Regions from separate parts of the Homo sapiens genome. Here region 1 is linked to region 2. The links are chromatin loops, found by intact Hi-C in ENCODE. Cell type or tissue: adrenal gland. All regions are shown on one strand. Links, peaks and the distances in the headings refer to the core of each region. The heading gives the core; the rest is flanking DNA. Region 1 overlaps ACSM3 (acyl-CoA synthetase medium chain family member 3). Region 2 overlaps DNAH3 (dynein axonemal heavy chain 3).

What was found. A loop is a pair of places that touch in the nucleus more often than their neighbours do. Peaks named below come from ENCODE experiments on the same cell type or tissue, not always from the same donor. Only the 100,000 strongest peaks of a DNase experiment are listed, where the experiment ranks them.
Region 1: a loop joins it to region 2, with 6 times the contacts of the local background. A loop is called at or near these places in 51 of 110 quality-filtered maps.

What each region holds. Positions count from the first base shown.
Region 1 is chr16:20,792,943-20,806,026 of GRCh38, forward strand. It overlaps ACSM3 (acyl-CoA synthetase medium chain family member 3), which reads left to right. Exons shown (of 14, transcript NM_005622.4): 13 at 3,428-3,547; 14 at 3,944-4,639. The coding sequence ends at 4,030. ERI2 (ERI1 exoribonuclease family member 2) reads right to left here. Exons shown (of 9, transcript NM_001142725.2): 2 at 10,661-10,728; 3 at 10,491-10,574; 4 at 9,854-9,981; 5 at 8,261-8,417; 6 at 7,360-7,460; 7 at 7,015-7,096; 8 at 6,321-6,409; 9 at 3,398-6,125. The coding sequence ends at 4,782. Among named protein-coding and RNA genes, the nearest start is that of ERI2, 7.0 kb to the right of the region's middle. RefSeq lists an enhancer at 12,726-13,084. In adrenal gland, for the core only: CTCF peaks have their summits at 6,798 (motif pointing right) and 7,001; no DNase peak of the experiment used is centred there; H3K27ac peaks cover 467 bases.
Region 2 is chr16:21,079,563-21,087,562 of GRCh38, forward strand. DNAH3 (dynein axonemal heavy chain 3) reads right to left here. Exons shown (of 62, transcript NM_001347886.2): 19 at 7,287-7,498; 20 at 2,074-2,165. Among named protein-coding and RNA genes, the nearest start is that of DNAH3, 67 kb to the right of the region's middle. In adrenal gland, for the core only: a CTCF peak has its summit at 4,457 (motif pointing left); DNase peaks (open chromatin) are centred at 2,241 and 4,259.

The sequences.
Region 1 (13,084 bases), core at 2,692-10,691, 280 kb before region 2:
CCCCTAGGGTTTCTCTAGCTGAGTTACAAGTTCTCACAAGTATTTCTTCAAGCCATATCCCTTCTAACACTGAATCCAAGTTTTGAAGATGACACTGATGTCAATACAAATCCAGAACTTTCTGTACCATGTATTCAAGCTCCTTATCTCAAATCCTAGGTATAGGGCTTCAAGCACAGGGCACAGGGCAGAGTTAGAAGGTATCCAATCTCAGGGGATGAAATAGGTCCTGAAGTTTAAGGCAGGCCAGGCACAGTGGCTCACACCTGTAATCCTAGCACTTTGGGAGGCTGAGGTGGGTGGATCACCTGAGGTCAGGAGTTTGAGACAAGCCTGGTCAACATGGTGAAACCCTGTCTCCACTAAAAATACAAAAATTAGCCAGGCATGGTGGCACACGCCTGTAATCCCTGCTACTTGGGAATCTGAGGCAGAAGAATCACTTGGACCCGGGACGGGGAGGTTACAGTGAGCCAAGATCGTGCCACTGTGCTCCAGCCTGGCTAACAGAACAAGACTCCGCCTCAAAAAAATAAAAATAAAAATAAAAAAGTTTAAGGTAAAAATAGGAGATGTGCATGTTACAGTGGAGGGTGGATCTCCCCCCAGGACTGATTCCCCTAACTGATCTTTGATGCCAGAAGATACCCTGTTAAGTCCTCCTGGATGGCCCAAAGTTGTTCCAGATATAGCCCAGTGGCTGGGAATTGGTAGTTTGTCAAGTTGCTAGGATGACAATCGCTATTTACTGTGAAAGGGTATATTCCAGGCAGCTGAGGGCAGGGAAAACAGTCAGTGATTATTGGCTTGTCTCTTTGCTCTGAACATCATCGGCAAGGTTTCACGAGTCTTAGCTCTTCCTGTACTTCTCCCCTACCATTAGTCATCATCAGTTTTACCCACCTAGACAGGTGCTTACTAGGGACAGGATGGTAGCTGAGCCTTTCGGAACAGGGTTAGCTTGGCAGCCACCTGATATCCTAGCGTACAATATAGGAAAGGTCTATAAGTGGGTTGTGGTCCCCTCACAGCTCCGGGGGCTTGGCATAGGGCTTGGATTAGTCAGAGTGAGGGGGAAAGTGTGGCCAGTTTTCCAACAGTGGTAGGCTGCAGCATTTCCTAGTAGAAGATGTGAGTGGGTATCTCAAACGAGGTATCCATGAACAAAACGGCCATGTGCTCCATGCCTCCCTTTCTGCTGCCAGGCCTATTCTACCTGGGTTAGGTCCTTCTCTAGGCTGGGTCCTGCCAGGCAGGGTAATTGGGTAGCAAGTTCCAGAATTGATTAAAAAGAATATTTGGATTTGAAATACCATTTTAACATTGGAATGTGAAAGACTTGTGGAATATGTGTCTAGATCACTAGGTTCTTAAATTTTTGGGATCACATATCTCTTTGAGAATGTGAAGAAAACCATAGGCCACTGTTAAGACTTATGCAGTGATGGAAATGTTCTATATTTGCACCATCCAATGCGATAGCCATGCATGGCTATCAATCACTTGAAATGTGGCTAGTGTGACTGAGAGTATTTAATCTTATTTAATTTTAATTGATTTAAATTGAAATAGACACACGTGGCTAGCAGCTATCATATTGAATGGCACAGCCATAGACTTTTCTCAGAAAAATACAAGATTTTGCATAGAATTTCATAGAGATTTGAAGCCCACTTATGGATTCTGGGTTAAAAAATAAGACCCAAACTTCTTGTAATTCTAAGACTACAACTAAGAGCTAATGTTTTTGATGACTTACTATGTGCCAGGCATTATACATCTATGCTAATTCATTTAATCATCATAATCTCTTTTACAGAGAAGGAAACTGAGGCACAAAGAGATTACCTAACTTGTCCAACATTACACAACAAACTGTGACTTGAACCCAGCTGTTCTGACTTCAGAGTTCATACTCTTACCCATGTTAGGTTGTTCCTTGTTAATTTAACATTTTCTGCAGTAGTTTAAAAAGATAAAAGAGACTATCCAAGTTGTAGAAATCGTCAATATGTGAACCAGTATTGCAGTTTTTAAAATAATTTACCTTTGAATGACTCACTTACAACAAGCATAATTTTTTAATTTGTAAAAATGTTAATGCAGCAGAGCTAGCATAACTACAAATGCATTTTATAAAATGTCAAAAAGTGAATGGAACAAAATTATATCCATAGACACACACACACACAAGGGTTCACAACTGCCGCATGGCACATGTAAATTAAAAATGTTCAAGTGTTGTTGTTGTTTTTTTTCTTAGAGACAAAGTCTCACTATGTTGCCCAGTCTGCTCTCGAACTCCTGGGCTCAAGCAATCCTCCCACCTCGGCCTCCCAAATGTTGGCAGTACAGGCGTGACCCACTGTGCCTGGCCACAAGGGTTTTGGGTAAAGACAAAAATGGGTAATTGTTCATACAATGTAAAACTGCCCACTGGTGAACAGTTTTCAATATGTGAAAAAATTATAACTTCAAGTCTTTGTTTCTCACCAAATGGCTGTCCTGGTAATTTGTTGTTTCAAATAATTCCTTTTCAATGAAATCTTTACTCCCAGATCAAAGTGGATAGGAAATGTTGCCAGCTTATCTTTAAGCTGGACAAACGAATCCTTGAATTTAATAAGATTTCAGGCACCTAAGTGCAGGATACTTAATCATAAAAAAGCTTCAGGGGACTCTCCTGGAACTGTGCCTACAGGGAAGCATCATTCCATAGCCAGCTCCGGGCTGGTAATCTGGCGTTGGAGGTACATACTAGTTGATGCACCTAGACTCATGCCTCTAGGGAAGGCAGTAAATGGCAGTCCTGGTAGTGCCCTAGGAGAGAAAATGACAGGACTCCAAATTTACTTTTAAAGGGGGCTATGAGGGATGGCCTATCTTTCTGTCTTCTCCATTACAGGTCCAAAAACTAGGCAGAGTTTTCAAAAACATTTCTAGGAAGGATAAAATTTGGAGAAGAGGATTTGTAAGCATAAAGTAATAACATCTTTCTTGGCTTCTGCCAGTTAAAGGCCACCATGATTTCCACTCTTGTTCCTCAGGGCCATGGAAATGGATCAGAGCAACAAAAAAATAGCTGCTGGAATCTTCACAGCCTTGTATAAAGACTGCATGTTCTCTGTGAACTGTTCCCTTCAACAAAGACATGGCAAACTCAGCGTGACTACTGTTTATAAGTAATCCCCCATGCTGAGGGCTAGGCTGGATGAGGCTGGGTTGTTACAGGGGTCCCAGAAGCTCTCCTGTATTAGGTACAGACCAGGAAGTGGCTGGCTTAAGAGCACAGAGCTGGGATCAAACTTTATTAAAACACACTGGCCCACCCCACCAGGCATGTAGATTCTCAGAGCAAGCAAACAAGACATACTAAAACATACAAATGCATAACTCATTTTCCTGGTGTTTCAAATATTTATTTTAGGTAGTAAAGGCTTTTGTCGTTCTAAATCCTGATTACAAGTCACATGATCAAGAACAACTAATAAAGGAGATTCAGGAGCATGTTAAAAAAACTACAGCACCTTACAAATATCCCAGAAAGGTAGGCATCCTAATTATAACGAATATTTGCTCAGTGTTGTGGACAATTTCAAGTGTTTATTTTTACATTTTAATGAATATTTTCTTCACACATGCTGCACCACATGTCCCAAACTGAACTGATGACATATGGGTAAGAATCAGAATCTTTGAGATTAAAATGAAACCCTGAACCTATTTTGTTTGGTCCTTTGGCTTACTGGACTCACAGTAAATACTTAATATCAAGACAACTTTCCTAACAATACCCTTTTCCCTATTTTGGCTGTTACCCAAAACCCATTCCAAAGACTATTCTAATTCTTCCACCTAGAATTCATAATCAAACTGCTATATAATTGGCTTTATGTAAAGATAAAAATTTCCAGGCTAATTTTCTTCCCCTTGATGCCAACAGGTAGAATTTATTCAAGAGCTGCCAAAGACTATCAGTGGGAAGACAAAAAGAAATGAACTGAGGAAGAAAGAATGGAAGACAATTTAAAGTTGTTTCATTAATTACCATATCTATAAAACAAACATAGTATCTGTCAATCTCTAGAAACCACAAGATGATGGAGAGGTCATAAAAACTGTGGTAGTATGCTTAGAAACTGTTGATTTAAAATATCTTGTGGTTATGATATCAGAGGCTAAATTTTGAAATAAAATATTTGGCAAATTCCTCCACATTAGTGTCAATGTTCCTATCATTTCTTAATATAAAAATAATACCATCAATTGCTGATTAATTTTTAAATGTATAGTATAGAAGCAGTTTCTGAACCAGATCTCTGCTACATAGGTTTTCAAACTTTAGTTGACTAATTCTTCTGATATGTTGATATACAAATCAGAACCAATGTTCAAGCCTGAAATAAAACTAAAGAACTTATAAAAGTTTTTAGAAAAATATAAAATATCAGTTAGAAGATTATGATAATCTCAAAGTACAAGAATCTACCTGAAAATAGACTAGGGATTTTTATTAGTCACATTTTTTGCAAATAATTTAAAAATAGTTTAGACTTGTTTCAAGGTCTAACTATAAAAGAAGGATCATATACTATTGTTGCTTATTATATGTAATCTAATAAATACTGTTTACAAAAGATTACACTTGTGGTTCCTGAAGAAAGTATGGTAAATGCAGTAAACATTAATATATAAAATAAAAATAAAATAGTGTAAGATGTTATCAGAATACTCATGTTTGGAAATTCAAGGAACAATTAGGATTCATACATGAAAGGTTATCAATTCCTCATTGAAGGCCTGAGTCTCAAAGAATTTTTGGTGGAAATACTTAAATTTCTGTCACAAATATGGCTTGTTTCTGGAGAACTAAAAGTGAGTCCCCCTGTGGAATGAGATGGAACCATGCTGTTGGCTCTTTCCTTTTGAAGTGTTTGTTCCCATTTGAAATAACCACAACATTTTCTGTTTTCTTGGTATTTCCCGATAGGGCAACAATAGAAGACTTTTCCATGGTTCGGTCCATTATTAGAAACAACAAGTCTCTTAGATCTCCGACCACACTTGCATAATGGAGGTGTCATTTTCCCACTCTTCCATGGCTCTTGTAGGTTAACTGTAGAAGTTAATATAGATGGGAGACGCCTCCAGGAAGAACTTCTTACTGGGGAGCAATCAGATGATGTAGGCTTTTCTTCATGAATAGTGAAGGGTTGTTTTTTTGCTGGTGGGAAAGCTTGGGGACTGCATGGATTCCTTTTGGTACCACCTGAAAGAAGAGGATGTTTCCCCAAAACTAAAGGATGAGACATATTGGCATTAACTCTGTTGAAGGTACTTGATTTGTGTTCAGGTAACTTAAAGGCAGAAATATCTGAACCTGGATCTTTGGCTTCTTTTACATTATAAATAGTAGTGTGAGGACTCTTGTACACAATAGACTTAGAAGTCTCAGATTTTTGAGGAGTTTCCTCTATGTCTCCAAAGTTTTCATGACTTGACATTTCCAATTCTTTCAAAACCATTAATCTTTCTCCAGAATTAAATGAAATCTCTAAGTCTGAGTCACTAATGGGAACTGTACAGTCTACGTTTTCCTCAGGCTGAGATGCTGGCAGTAAAACCACATCCTCCCAATCAGCCAACACAGGTAAACAGTCCAGAGTAGAGCTCATTTCCAAATCAGAAACATGATGAACAGTTGGAACGGTGGTAGAAACAAGTACCAATTCTGAACCAACTGTTGAAGCCTTAGATTTGGTATTAAATGCAAGATGTTCATTTTTTCCTTGCTTTTGCATATAGATAGGTGAATTCAAGGTAGGAGACTGCAACTGCCCCACAGAAGTAGAGGACTTAGTATTAAAAAGAGGTAAGGAACTTTTGACATTGTGAAGACTTGCTTTTATATTGTTTTTTACTTGTAATTGATCCTGTTGTGCCTTTATAGGAGAATTTGCACAAATTGACTTCATTTGAACTTTTTCATGAGGATTTATTATATTTTTAGGCTCCTTATTATATATGCTGGGACCCTGGATGCTAATGTTACAGGCAGACATTTCTTCAACTTGAATTGTATTCAAATTTCTGGCCAGAATGCTGAAATTCTTCTTAGTGGGAACCTATGATTCCACAGACAAATGCAACAGCTTTAGAAACTGTGCATTCGTTAATTTCTTCAGTATACAGTTTTATGACAAAAAAGAGAAATGTCATTGATTTATAAATGACTGCACACATTAAATCTACGTTTCAAAGAACGTATGACTGTTTATGAAGTTTGAGATGACAGAATAAAAAGGCAAGACACTACTAACCTTGTTCAACGACCTTGTAATTTTCATTACACAACCATCTCTGATCATTTTCCAAGCAAGAAGGGCAGTATTCCGAGAATCGTCCAACCCTGAGGATACAGATATCAAACACTGAATTTAGTGGTACTAGTACTATTTCCTTAGTACTAAAGAAATAACTTAAAAAGAAAAACACCACTTGTGTAGAAATTGGAACACAGTTTTAGTTTTATGACCATCTACTAATTTTAATCATGATAAACTGGTCTTGGAAGTGGAAGGCTATGGCAGCATTACCAGTGAAAGACAAGCTCGTCCACATTTATAGAGGAGGATATGAAAATGTATTAGACAGTTCCCCAAAATGTGGCCAGCGTTCTGCAGGAACCAGGATTTGTGAATAATCTAATAGTCTTGTTCAGTTTTTTCACTAGTCCATTCTATTATTTGAGCACTTGTTTAATCTCCATTTGATTTGGCTCATTCTTTTCATTCTTCTTAGCAACTAGAAAGCCACTAGATGGCAGTGTATCTTACAATAGTTTATGAAAGTGGTAATTTGAAAGTCTTAGAAACAATGTGAATTGTTTAGATTAGGAGTTTTTTTTTTTTAGGCTGAAGATATCCCTTACTAATGACATTACCAAAAAATGAAATTCATATGAAGTATTTTTTAAAAGTCAAATGGCTTACATAATTTTTAATGTATACTAACCAGAATGTTCTCGTCCTGAGAATTCTATTCCTACTTCCTGCAAGGCACCACTTAGTCCTTTTGGTTTTCTCCTATAGAAAAGCTAACCAATAAAAAAAGATATATTTAAAAGAAGATTACTATTTTAAAGACTATGTATTAAACACTTTTCATAATTTTTAGTTCTATTAGATTTAGAATGTGCTTATTTTTTGTGTGTTGTTTTTAAATACTTTAAGAAATGCATTTATGTGACCAGTACAAAAGAAAGTATCTTCTTTGCAGAAACCCATGCCCATGTGTAGGATAAAAGTTAATCATTTTTCCATAGAAAAAAGTAAACATGCCCCCATTTTTTACCATTACCTTGTAAGTTGCTCTGAGATCAATCCAAGAATTTAAAAACACAGGTTTTAACAGCTGCTTTCTTTTACACTCATACTCCAGGCAAACCCCCAAGTCCCAGTCTGCATTAGGTACATTAAAATAGAACAAAGTCAATGATGCCAGCATTTTTTACTTATGCTGCCACCATTTACAAATAGAATGCTAGAAGATCATATAAAATAGAACAGTATGATTTCATTGCTCTGCTAATATCTAAAAATTATTCACTTTATATAACTTACTATTAACAAGTTAGGTTGATGACTAAATTTCAAAATGATTTCTTAAACACCCAGTAAAACCTTATTTCAGAAAGAAGAGTAACATGTTAAATTACAAGGACTATATTTTCTATATTCTAGGAAAATATTAATGTTATTGAGAAACCAAACATTTTATAGTAACTGGAAACCAAATATGACTATCAATGCTATCTTATCAATGACACAGTATTGCTATTAATGACTATTAACAGCAATGCTCTAACACAGTCATACAAAAAACCTACTTTAAATGGCTCATTTTTTTTTTCTTTTAAGTGTCAAAGCATAAAAGCAAAGGATGTTGAGCTGATGAAGACTGTAGAAAATAGCATAAGAGTGTTCACTAAATCATCTTTGCTTAATTCTTAACAGTGGAACTCTAGAAACATTTTTTTAAGTTCAGGCTTAATATTTTAAGGTATCCCAAAAGGTTAATTTAAAAAATATGTATTAATTTACTTTTCTTGGCTAACATCTGCTAGGCATTTAAATTTTTTTTCCTAGCCCAGAAGATTAACAAACATAATTCTAGGTTAGCAAGTATAAAACTAGAAATAAAGAATTACATAGTGGTAATGCTACCCATCTGTGATTAATAGGTATAACTTATTCTTTACCTGACCAAGTAACAAATGCACATAATTTTACTTCAGAAGCAGAAGGCTCTGAAATCCCAGTAGCAAAAATAATGTTCTTCTGTTGCTGAATCTTATGAATCCATTTACAGAACTGAGATAAGCAAATCTTCAGAGGGACTCCTTCATCAACTTGAGCCTGAGTAGAGAGTCACAAAAGCTGAATTCAACAATCAAATTCCATTATTATTTAGCATGTTTTATAACTGTGGAGAAAGATTAATGGTTTTAAAAGAATCAGAAATGCCAAGTCATGAAAACACAGTGTACTGTGGGAAGACATAACAAAGTGGTTCTAACTGGCAAAGAGTTTATTTAGTGGAAAGAGGTAAAAACACGTGGGAAAGAAAGAATATTTAGAACCCACCAAGGTAAGAAAGATTAGGTTGATAAAAACTAAAATCACACAGAAATATGATCATTAAGTCCAGACTGACATAAATCATAGACAAATTTGAGTCACTTAATTTCCATAAAATCAATTTGATCCTCATTTTTATAACATTATTCTTCCTTTGCTGTGTATTTATTTAATTTTTAAAATTTATTTTTTTTTGAGACGAGGTCTTGCTTTGTTGCCCAGGGTGGAGTGCAGTGGCATGATCTCAGCTCACTGCAACCTCCACCTCCTGGGTTCAAGTGAGTCTCCTGCCTCAGCCTCCCAAGTAGTGGGAATCACAGGTGTGTAACACCATGCCTGGCTAATTTTTGTATTTTTAGTAGAGACGGGGTTTTGCCAAGTTGGCCAGGCTGGTCTCGAACTCCTGACCTCAGATGATCCACCCACCTTGGCCTCCCAAAGTACTGAGATTACAGGTATGTTCCTTTGCTTTTTAAATCGAGTCCTGAGGTGACTCACGCCTGTAATCCCAGCACCTCGGGAGGCCAAGGTGGGCAGATCACTTGAGGTCAGGAGTTCGAGACCAGCCTGGCCAACATAGTGAAACCCTGTCTCTATTAAAAATATAAAAATTAGCCAGATGTGGTGGTGTGTACCTATAGTCCCAGTTACTCAGGAAGCTGAGGCATGAGAATCGCCTGAACCCAGGAAGCAGAGGTTGCAGTGAGCCCCGCCACCTTACTCCAGCCTGGCCAACAGAGCATGCCTTTGTCTGAAAAATAAATAAATAAATACATAAATCGAGTCCTGAATCTGGAATAACACTAATCTTATTTATTTATTTACTTATTTATTCATTTATTTTCAGAGACAAAGTCTGTCACCCAGGATAGACTGAGATTATACCTCCCTGCAGCCTCAAACTCCTGGGCTCAAGTGGTCCTCCCACCTCAGCCTCAGCCTCCCAAGAAGCTGGGACTACAGACACATGCCACCAAGTCAGGCTAATTTAAATTTTTTTTTTTTTTTTTTTTAGAGATGGGGTTCTCACTATGTTGTCTAGGTTGGTCTCAAACTCCTGGCCTCAAGCAATTCTCGAACATCAGCCTGCAAAGTGCTGGGATTACAGGCATAAGCCATCATGCCTAACACTAAATAAATCTAATTTCAAATGGTATAATAACTTTTATTTTCTTTTTGAAACTGACTTCTGAATTTTAAGATTTGCATCATACCTGCTTTATGCCTGTCAATTCCATGCAAAATTCTGAAAGAATTGGATGTTCCTGAGGTTGAACATAAGCCTGGAACTCAGAGTCAATCTGTCCAGTTGATGTGTTCAGCAACACTGCTGGAAACTCAACTAAATGAAAGAATAATCAATTGACAGTTGAATAAATAATTTTTAAATTAATCCTGTAATCATCCTAAATTAAACATGTTACCATTTTAATTAAACAACCAGTTTTCAGTAAAAGCATACTAAAATGACCAAAGCAGTGTGACATAAAGGTTATAATAAAGTTATGCTAAAGTCAAAATATTGAAGTTATGAGCATGTTGTCTTAAAAGAAAACAATATAATTAAATAAATATAAAAACCATATGGAATATAAAATTTACTTTTTTTGCAAAGGCATTTTTTTCAGTTTCTATGCCATTGAGGTGTTGTATGTAATATAAAACAACTATTTTATATAATAACACATTTAGGTATTTGAGATTTTGCTCTTTTTTATTCAACATAAGTTTTGCATTAAACTACCAATGCATAGACCATCCTGTTTTCTTAAACTTTTGGCTGATTCAGATCTATAAACTTTAAAGTGACTCATCTAGTGCCAGCTTTGGCCATTCGTAGCCCAGACTTACTTATTTCCTGGCTATGGTGGTGCTTCCCATCATTCCAGCATGTCGATTCAAAATCAATGACAATTAAGTAGTCAAACAACTGCTCTGCAAAAGATCAAGTTGTTCTTATGCTTTACCAGTGCTGAAAATGCAAGGCTACAAAATGCAAAGAAACTAAGCATACTACTCACTGGATTTGCTTCTTCCGAGATTTCCATTTGCTGGCGCAATTGACTTTCTCCTAATTAATCCAAGCTGCCTAAAAATGTGAAGCAATCCAAATATGATCAATGAACTCATTCACACTCCTGTTTGAGTAGGCTACCAAACTAATGGTACTGGGCAACAATCTCATTATTTATTGTGACTGAGGGGAAATCGAACTGGACTTTGGCTTTACCTGCACAGGCCTCGAAAGTACATATTTGCAAATTAGGCTAATTTGTTGGTTTTGTTTTTGAGACAGGGTCTTGCTCTGTCACGTAGGTTGCAGTGCAGTGGTATGATCACCACTCACTACAGCCTTAATCTCCTGGGCTCAAGCAATCCTCCCACCACAGTCTCCTGACTAAGACTACAGATGCATGCCACCACGGCCCATTAGTTTTAATTTTTTTTTTTTTTTGAAGGCAGGGCCTCACTATGTTACCCAGGCTCATCTCGAACTCCTGAGCTCCAGCAATCCTCCCACCTCAGCCCCTCAAAGTGCTGGGATTACAGGCCTGAGCCACTGTGTCCAGCCAATTTACACTAATTTTATGTTACCCTTGTTTTACAGTAATACTGAGTAACTCATTTGAGTTCCTACAATCATTTGATTGTAGAGGTAAAAATGCACTGAAAATCTTATTTTTCCCCCTGCATTTTTTAAGCTCTTGCTATGTGTACAGTGCAGTTTTAAGAAGACAAGACAATGTAGGACATGGTTCAGTCTTCCAGTTTAAAAATCTGGGTAAAGAAACAAAAGATAGGGCCAGGTAAAGTGGCTCATGCCTGTAATCCCAGCACTTTGGGAGGCCAAGGCAGGTGGATTGCTTGAGCTCCGGAGTTCGAGACCAGCCTGAGCAACATGGTGAAACCCCGTCTCTACAAAAATTATAAAACCTAGCTGGGGCGTGATGGTGCATACCTGTAGTCCCAACTACTCAGGAGGCTAAGGTGGGAGGATTGCTTGAGCCCGGGAGGTGGAGACTGCAGTGAGCCGAGATCATGCCACTGCACTCCAGCATGGGCAACAGAGCGAGACCCTGTCTCAAAAAAATAAATAAATAAAATAAAATAAGAAAAAAAGAGAAGAGCTTACTGAGGTCTTAAGTGCAAGTAAAACAAACTACTTGGTATTAGCAGGTAGAGTTTTAACTAGGCAGACACCTCCTGTAGTTTTCTGTGTTTGCTAAGAGTGGGAAGTGCCAGGATTTGGGAATAATAAATATCATTTATTGACTGCTTACTACATAGCAGGTACTAAAATTAAACTAAGATGATGGCCTCCTTTAATCCTCAACAAGTGTAGTAGCTAGAAACTTTTCCTACCTATATTTTATGGATGAGAAAACTGATTCTTAATTTGCCAAAGAACATAGCTTTGGTATGTGAACCCAAGACTGTCCAATTCTGAAGCTCATGCTATTTGCTATTATATTACATCTTTCTAGTAATCAGAAATATGCACAGCGCATCCAGGAATCAGGGAGGACACAATAATTCATATTGTGAATTAAAAGGATCACTAGGCCAGGCACCGTGGCTCACACCTGTAACCCCAGCACTTTGGGAGGTTGAGGCGGGTGGATCACCTGAGGTCGGGAGTTCGAGAACAGTCTGACCAACATAGAGAAACCCCATTTCTACTAAAAATACAAAATTAGCTGGGTGTGGTGGTGCATGCCTGTAATCCCAGCTACTTGGGAGGCTGAGGCAGGAGAATGACTTGAACCCGGGAGGCAGAGGTTATGGTAAGCCGAGATCGCACCACTGCACTCTAGCCTAGGCAACAAAACTCCGTCTCAAAAAAAAAAAAAAAGATCACTAGAAAATGGGTTTGTAAAAAGTAGAGGTTCCTCTTCAAAGACTTCCTTCCCCGTCTAATTAGGAATAAATAGTAACTTCTCTTAGAGCAAAATTTATTCAAAGACCTGTGCTAACATTCTTAAATATCTGCTAGATATAATAAAGAAATCAATGTACTTTATGTTCTTAGCTCCCACAATTTAGCCTAAATATTTGCCCTGGCATGCTTATACTGGTCCAATCAAACATTAGGTCATAGCCTGTTCCTCTTCCTTACTTAAAAGTGTTTTTACCTTTCTCAGCATTCCACAAGTTACTTCCTTCTTCCTTTGTTCTCCTCTGCCTTTGCCTCTTTTAAAAAGTTCTATGTTGCTAGTCAGTCGGGACAAATACAGAATGTGAGGTCCCGTTCCAGCCAAAGGAAACCGGACACAGCAGTAGGGTGGACGCGCCACGTTATAAATGACCCTGTCTCCTTTGTTCAGTGTACTCTCCTGGCAAAACTGCTGGCGAGTGTACCCTTTCTGCAGGAAGTAAAAATGGCCTTACTAAATAAATTAAATTTAAGTTTAAGTTCTATTTCTTTACAGCACCGAGGAACGAGC
Region 2 (8,000 bases), core at 1-8,000:
CAGTGAGCTGAGATTGCACCGCTGAGATTGCACCATTGCACTCCAGCCTGGGACACAGAGTGAGACTCTGTCTCAAAAAATAAAAAATAAATAAATAAATAAAAAGGGTTCAGGTATATAAAATGCTGAGTGCAGCATAAGTGTTCAATAGCTAGTGTCTCTTGGAAACATCTTACTGGGGGAAAGTGAGGCCCTTTGGCCAAAAAACCTAAGGGTTTTTATCCTAAACCTGATAAAAAACATTTGCGTCTCTAGGCCTGCTCGTTAATGAGGAACATAGTGGTGGTATTGGAGAGGCATCACAGTATTCAGGTGGCAGAAAGATTCAGGAGCTGGGAAGTGCCTTAAATTAGACCTGCTCTGGTGCAGTATGAGTGGGGAATTCTCAGCCTTTCATGTATCAGAATCGCCTGGAGCAGTGCTGTCCATTAGAAATATAGAGTGAGCCACATATGTAATTTTAAAGTTTCTCGCCTGTAATCCCAGCACTTTGGGAGGCCGAGGTGGGCAGATCACCTGAGGTCAGGAGTTCAAGGCCAGCCTGGCCAATGTGGTGAAACCCCGTCTCTACCAAAAATACAAAAATTAGCCAGGCATGGTGGCGGGCACCTGTAACCCCAGCTACTCGGGAAGCTGAGGCAGGAGAATCACTTGAACCTGGGAGGAGGAGGTTGCAGTGAGCCGAGATTGTGCCATTGCACTCTGGCCTGGGTGACAAAGTGAGACTCCGTCTCCAAAATAAAATAAGATAAAATAAAATAAAGTTTCTAGTAGCCACATTTTAAAAATATTAAAAGACACAGGTGAAATTAGTTCCAATAATGTATTTGACTCAATATATCCAAAATATTATCATTTCAATACTAATCAGTATTAAAAATTGTTAGGTATTTTGCATTCTTTTTTCTTGTAGTATGTCTTCGAAATCCAGCCTGTATTTTATACTTACAGCACATCTAATTCAGACTAGCTGCACTGTAGGGGCTCAATGGCCACATGTGGCCAGTGGATGCTGCTTTGGACAGTGCTGACCTGAAGGATTTGTTAAAATGCAGACTGCAGGGCCCATCTGCAGAATTTGATTATGTGGGTTGGGTGGGGCCTGAAAACGTGCATTCTAGCTAGTTCCTAGCTGACGCTGATGCAGCAGATCTGGGTGCCACACTCACCTAACAGGGTCTCCAGTCCAGGCAATGCAACATCTCCCCACCCATCGCCCTGAAGGAAGTGTGAAAAAGCAAGTAGGGTCCTGAGAAGCTCTGTTCTAGAGGTAGCATCCAAATGGTAAAATTCTCACACACAAACTCCAGGGGAATTTGGAGAAGGGAAGAAAGCAAGAGAAAAGACTTCTTTTTTTTTCTTTTTTTTAAATTAAGATGGAGTCTCACACTGTCACCCAGGCTGTAGTGCAATGGCGCTATCTTGGCTCACTGCAACCTCCACCTCCTGGGTTCGAGCGATCCTCTGGCCTTAGCTTCCTGAGTAGCTGGGACTACAGGCATGTGCCACCATGCCTGGCTAGCTTTTGTATTTTTAGTAGAAACGGGGGTTTCACTATGTTGGCCAGGCTGGTCTTGAACTCCTGACCTCAAGTGGTCCGCCTGCCTCGGCCCCCCAGAGTGCTGAAATTACAGGCATGAGCCACTGTGCCCAGGCGAGAAGAGACTTCTTATTGGACCAGGTTTCACACAATCTTAAAGCTCAGAGACGGTTGTTGCTTTGTTTGTTTAAAGAAGAGGAAACCGAGGCACAGAAAGGCTGAATGGTTTTGCCCCCAATCACTGAGAGCTGGGCTTGAAGCTCAGGTTCAAAGAACATTAAAAAAAAAAAAAACCCTTTGAAATAAAATCCATGACTCAATTTTCTAGTCACAACCCATCAGCAGCTCTGCAGCTAAAAAACAGAAGCTTCACCAATACGAGTTGGTAGCTGCAGGTAATTAAATAGCCTTAAGCCACCCTACGCCACAAGGAAAAAAAAACAAACAGCCCGATATGGAGCCAATCAGATCACTGTGGGAACTTACAGATCCTTTGACCAAAACCTTATCTGAAGGAGGGGATAAGCCCTTACTTTTCAACGAATTTGCCGAATCCAAATTCGAGCATATTTGAGAGGCAGGTCGTTTCGGTGGGCTTTATCTCATAGCCAACAATCTCACTGATCTGCAAAGAAAAGAGGAAAGCAAATGTTTGTTGTCCGAGGCAGTGCTGTCCAGTAGAACCTTCTGTGATGATGGAGATGTTCTTTTTATCTGCACTGCTCAGCATAACAGCCACGAGTGGCAGGTGGCTGTTGAGCACCAGAGATGTGGCTAGTGTGACTGAGGAATTTATTTTTAAATTAAATTAAAAAAATTTTTTGAGACAGTCTCACTCTGTCTCCCAGGCAACACAGTGCCATCATAGCTCACTGCTGCTTTGACCTCCCAGGCCCAAGCAATCCTCCCACATCAGCCTCCCCAGTAGCTGGGGCCACAGGCACACACCACCTTGCCTGGCTAATTTTTAAATTTATTGTAGAGATAGGGTCTTGCTGTGTTGCTCAAAGTGGTCTCAAACTCCTGGCCTCAAGCGATCCTCCCACCATAGCCTCCCAAAGTAGTCACATTACAGGAGTGAGCCGCCACACCCAGCTAATTTTAATTAGACAGGGTCCTGCTTTGTTGCCCAGGCTGAAGTGCAGTGGTGTGATCATGACTCACTGCAGCCTTGACCTCCCAGGCTCAAGTGGTCCTCCTCCCTCGACCTCCTGAGCAGCTGGGACCACTGGCATACAACACCATGCCTGGCTAACCTTTTTCTTTTTAAAAATTTTTTTGTAGAGATGGGGTCTCGCTATGTTTTCCACGCTGGTCTTGAACTCCTATACTCAAGCAATCCTCGCACCTTGATCTCCCAAAAATGCTGGGATTACAGGTGTGAGCCATCATGCCCAGTCCCTTTTACTTTGTAAAATGTGGCTACTAGAAACTTTAAAATTATTGGCTGGGTGCAGTGGCTTACTCCTGTAATCCCAGCACTTTGGGAGGCTGAGGCGGGCGGATCACTTGAGGTCAGGTGTTCAAGACCAGCCTGTCAAACAGGTGAAACCCTGTCTCTACTAAAAATACAAAAATTAGCTGGGCACGGTGGCAGGTGCCTGCAATCCCAGCTACTTGGGAGGCTGAGGCAAAAGAACAGCTTGAACCGGGAGGTGGAGGCAGGAATCAGCCGAGATCGCACCACTGCACTCCAGCCTGGGCAACAGAGTGAGACTCCATCTCAAAAAAAAAAAAAAATTAACACAAATGGCTCACGTTATATTTGTACTAGTCACAGAGGGCCAGTTTTGGCATCTATCAGTGCAGTTTCTCCCTAAGATCAAATGTTACCTTGTTCCATCTTGCTTTTTTTTTAACAGTTAAATTTTTATTATTTTTTAAATTTTTATTATTTTTTAAATTTTTCTTTTTCCATACTTTTTTTTTTTTGAGAGAGAGTCTCGCTCTGTCACCCAGGCTGGAGTGCCATGGCGCAATCTCGGCTCACTGCAACCTCTGTCTCCTGGGTCCAATGATTTTCCTGCCTCAGCCTCCCAAGTAGTTGGGATTACAGGCGCATGGCACCACGCCCGGCTAATTTTTGTATTTTTAGTAGAAATGGGGTTTCGCCATGTTGGCCAGACTGCTCTCGAACTCCTGACCTCAGGTGATTTGTCTGCCTCGGCCTCCCAAAGTGTTGGGATTACAGGCGTGAGCCACTGCACCTGGCCAGACCAGGAGATTTTTTTATAATGACTCAGAAAGCACAAAAGCAAGGAACCCAGAAGTAGTTACCGTTGAAATAACGGTCTTGGAAGACCAAGAGTGTTATAGGCACATGATGAAAAAATAACCAAAATAACACTAATTGCAAATAGGACATCAGAAATGCACCTTAGTGTAGTGATCCAAAAAGCCTTTTAGATTTGTGGCTTCCATTTCGTTTGAAACCACAGTAGCAACCCCTTTGCTGTTATCTATAAAGTCTGTGCCCCAAACGTAAGGCTCTAACTTTTTCTACCTACGTTCTGTAAATGACCAGAACCCCCAGCACAGCCATGGCCTTGCTTCAGAAGATCCAGCTTCTAGACTTGAGTGCTACAGATGGCTCATCCTTCAGATCCCCCTGCCAGAGCTAGCATCTGTGGCAGTGGATCTCCTAAGTTAGGCATCAGGGCAGAGAATGACATCCCCAGGCCTGGGGCTGTCCCCAGGGCGGCCTGTGGTGTGACCTACATACACTGCAGGGAGGAATGGGCTCTGCCTAGGGGCAGTCCGGAGAGTATCTAGGGGCCTTTGTCCTTTCTGAACTTGCCTCTTAACTGCTCAGCCCACTGGGCTTCCATTTAGGGGCTCACTCCTTGGGAGCCACTGTCCTAGGGCTGTGCTCCCCGGCCCTCTCTCACTGTGGTTTACTGCCCCCTACTGCCCGCTCCCTTCCTCTGACCGGACCTTTTTTGCCTTTTTGACTTTTCCAGGCTGAGTCAAACAGTGTAGAAAAATTCCAATCCCCTTTCCCACCACCAACTAGCCATCTGACAATTCATCTCTCCAAGTCTCAGTTTTCCAATCCGTGAAATGGAGATAATAATAATCTCCACTTCAAAGGCCTGTTTTAAGGGTGAAATGTGAGAATCCAAATAAAGTATACAACACAGTACCCAGCACCATAGCTGGTACTCAGTACATTTTCAATATCATCATTATTATTATGGTTAGAATTTTTTTACTTTATTTATTTATTTATTTATTTATTGAGACAGGGTCTTTCTCTGTTGCCCAGGCTAGACTGCAGTGGCGCAATCACAGCTCACTGCAGCCTCAACCTCCCAGGCTCAAGTGATGCTCCCACCTTAGCTTCCCTAGCAGCTGGGACTACAGGCATGTGCCACCACGCCCGGCTAATTTTTTTGTATTTCTTGATGGGGTTTTGCAGTGTTGGCCCGGGCTGGTTCTCAGACTCCTGGGCTCAAGCGATCCACTTGCCTCGGCCTCTCAAAGTCCTGGGATTATAGGCGTGAGCCACGGCACCTGACTGGGATTTTTTAAATTTAAATTAATTAATTTTTTAAATAGATGGGTCACACTATGTTGCCCAGGTTGGCCTCAAGCTCCTGGCCTCAAGTGATCCTCCTGTCTCGGCCTCCTAAAGTGCTGAGATTAGTGGTGTGAGCTACCTCGCTTGGCCTGGTTGGGATTTTCTGAGTGCCCACATACAAGAATAGCATCATAGAGGAAGCACCAGGTGGAGCAGATGGCTTTCCCGGCCCCGCGGCATGTTCTCCAAATGCCATCGACAAGGACACTCTTGATAGTGCCATCTCATAGAGAAACCTGGCACTACCAGAGGCCACCTGTCCCACCTAAGCTCCCTAACCCCCCCATCCCCCCGATGCAGGTCAAAGTCCTAGTTAGGCTGGGTCCGTAGAGAGAGGCACCCCGTGAGCACCAGCTGACAGCAACTCCTCCTCTGCGGATCCCTCTGCTGGGGCGTTTCAAAACCAGAAGTCATGGCCAGGCACTGTGGCTCACGCCTGTAATCCCAGCACTTTAGGAGGCCAAGGCAGGAGGATCACTTGAGGCCAGGAATTTGAGACCAGCCTGGGCAACATAGTAAGACCCCCCCCATCTCTATTTTAAAAATCAATTAATTAAAATTACAATTAAAAAATATCCCAGCCAGGCACGGTGGCTCATGCCTATAATCCCAGAACTTTGGGAGGTTGAGGCGGGTGGATCACTTGAGGTCAGGAGTTCAAGACCAGCCTGGCCAACATGGTGAAACCCCATCTCTACTAAAAATACAAAAATTAGCAGGGCATGGTGGCACGTGCCTGCAATCCCAGCTACTCAGGAGACTGAGGCAGGAGAACTGCTTGAATGTAGTGAGCCGAGATCATGTCACTGCACTCCAGCCTGGGTGACACAGTGAGATTCCACCTCAAAAAAAAAAAAAAAAAAAAAGAAAAACAGAGGTCTACTCAGACAGCCTATCTCTTGTCTATACATCACCCCATCCTTTGGTTAGGTCTCCAGTTCAAGACTTTTTGGGAAACTGAAAGTAGCTTCTCCCTACAAAAAGACCCTGACTCTCTCATGTATTAAGAGAGTCTTCCTCTCTCTTCCTAGGGAGAACAAAGTGCTCCTTGTCACTGTGTTGTCATTGGGTCCTTTCAGAGAGAATTTCCTCAGTCTTATACGTGGCTTTTTTGTCCCCCCGTTACCCAGGCTGGAGTGCAGTGACACGATCATGGCTCAATGCAGCCTTGACATCCTTGGCCCAAGCAATCCTCCCACCTCAGCCTCCCAAGTTACTGGACCACAAATGTGCACCACTACACCTAGCTAATATTAATTAATTAATTAGGGAGAGATGGGGGTCTCACTATGTTGCCCAGGCTGGGCTCAAACTATCCTCCTGCCTCAGCTTCTCAAAGTGTTAGGATTATGGTCTTGAGCCACCGTGCCTGGTCTTGAATGTGGTTCTGAGAGGGGGAATTACAGGCCAAGTCAGAGAAGAATCTTCCCAAAGAAAGCCATTTTCACTTCTAATTCCATACAGAGCGACTCCTGGTAAAGGATGTTTCAAGGCCATTGCTAGCCCTTGGAAGTGACAATTATTTTAGAAACACAGTGAGTTTTCTTTTTTCTGCTTAGTGTTCACACCACACTTATCACCCTCACACTTGGTTCCTTATAAAAATCCCAGCTATTTTTAAGGAGAATATTTATTTTTCTAATTTGTAGGCCCAAAGGGCTGAAAGAGGAGTGCAAAGTTATTTCTGAACCTGTTTGACAATAAAATGCCACACCAAAGTCATCCTAAGTGGGAATCATCTGGTATTATTAGCAACCCCCAGGGAGAGATGTGACTTTCTTTTTTGTGTATCCTAGGTCAAGGAGCAAATCAAGGTCCTCTCACTGTATTGAACATCCCTGTTGCACCTTGGAGGCTCTTGGCCTCCAAAAGCCCATCTGCTTAGGAAGCAGGAAGGAGACCCTTTGTGGTCATTGGCTCGAACAACACTCAACGAACCACGACCAATGGGGGTTCCAAGGAAAGGGCCAACCTGTCCAGGGGGCAGGGAGTTCATTCTCTTCCTTCAGAAGTCTTGCCACTCTCATTTGCTATCCCTTTGCCCTTAAATAGAGTCTCCTTTCGGAAAGGAGAAGCTTGACCTAGTAATGTTTCCTGCCTTCCCAAGGACAGTCAGGGCCAGGCCTGGGCTGCGCTGCTTGGGGGCGGGCAGTGATTGATAGAAACCTGCTGCCAGTGTCGGTCTTTCATTCCTGGGTTGCAGGAAATACTGAGGATGGGAATGTACTGCTTGAACTTATCGATCTTGATCTTCACATTCTCTGCTAAGCGCCTGGGTGCAGGCACATCAGACAAGGTCTTGATCAGTTTATACGTTGTCCTCCACATATTCCCTATCTCCTCCGCAATTTGCTCAGCATTCAGTAAGAAGAGGGGTCCTGAAATAGAAGAGTGAGGGAAAGGTCAGACCATCATGTGGATGTTAGTCATGCGTACCTTTAATTCCCTGAACTTAGAGCTGTGCCTCCTGTCGTTTGGAGATTGGAACACATACAGGCTTTGAGGATCTGAAACCTGCACTTAGCCAGTGGAACCTTAGATATGATACAGGACTTTTCTAAGCCTCAACAGTAACTCCTGTGACACAGGGGTAATAATGGATACCCTGGAAGGTGATTGTGGAAATTCAGTGAGATAATATACAGTGGCTAACATAATGCCTGGCATATAATGGATGTACAATTAGCATATCAATAGCTTTTTGTTTTGTTTTGTTTTTGACCAGTTGCAATGGCTTACACTTGTAATCCCAGCATTTGGGGAGGCCAAGGTGGGAGGACTGCTTGAGCCTAGCAGTTTGAGACCAGCCTGGGCAACATAGTGAGACCCCATCTCTACAAAAAATGAGAAGAAAAAGAAAAAAGAAAAAAATTGTTATTA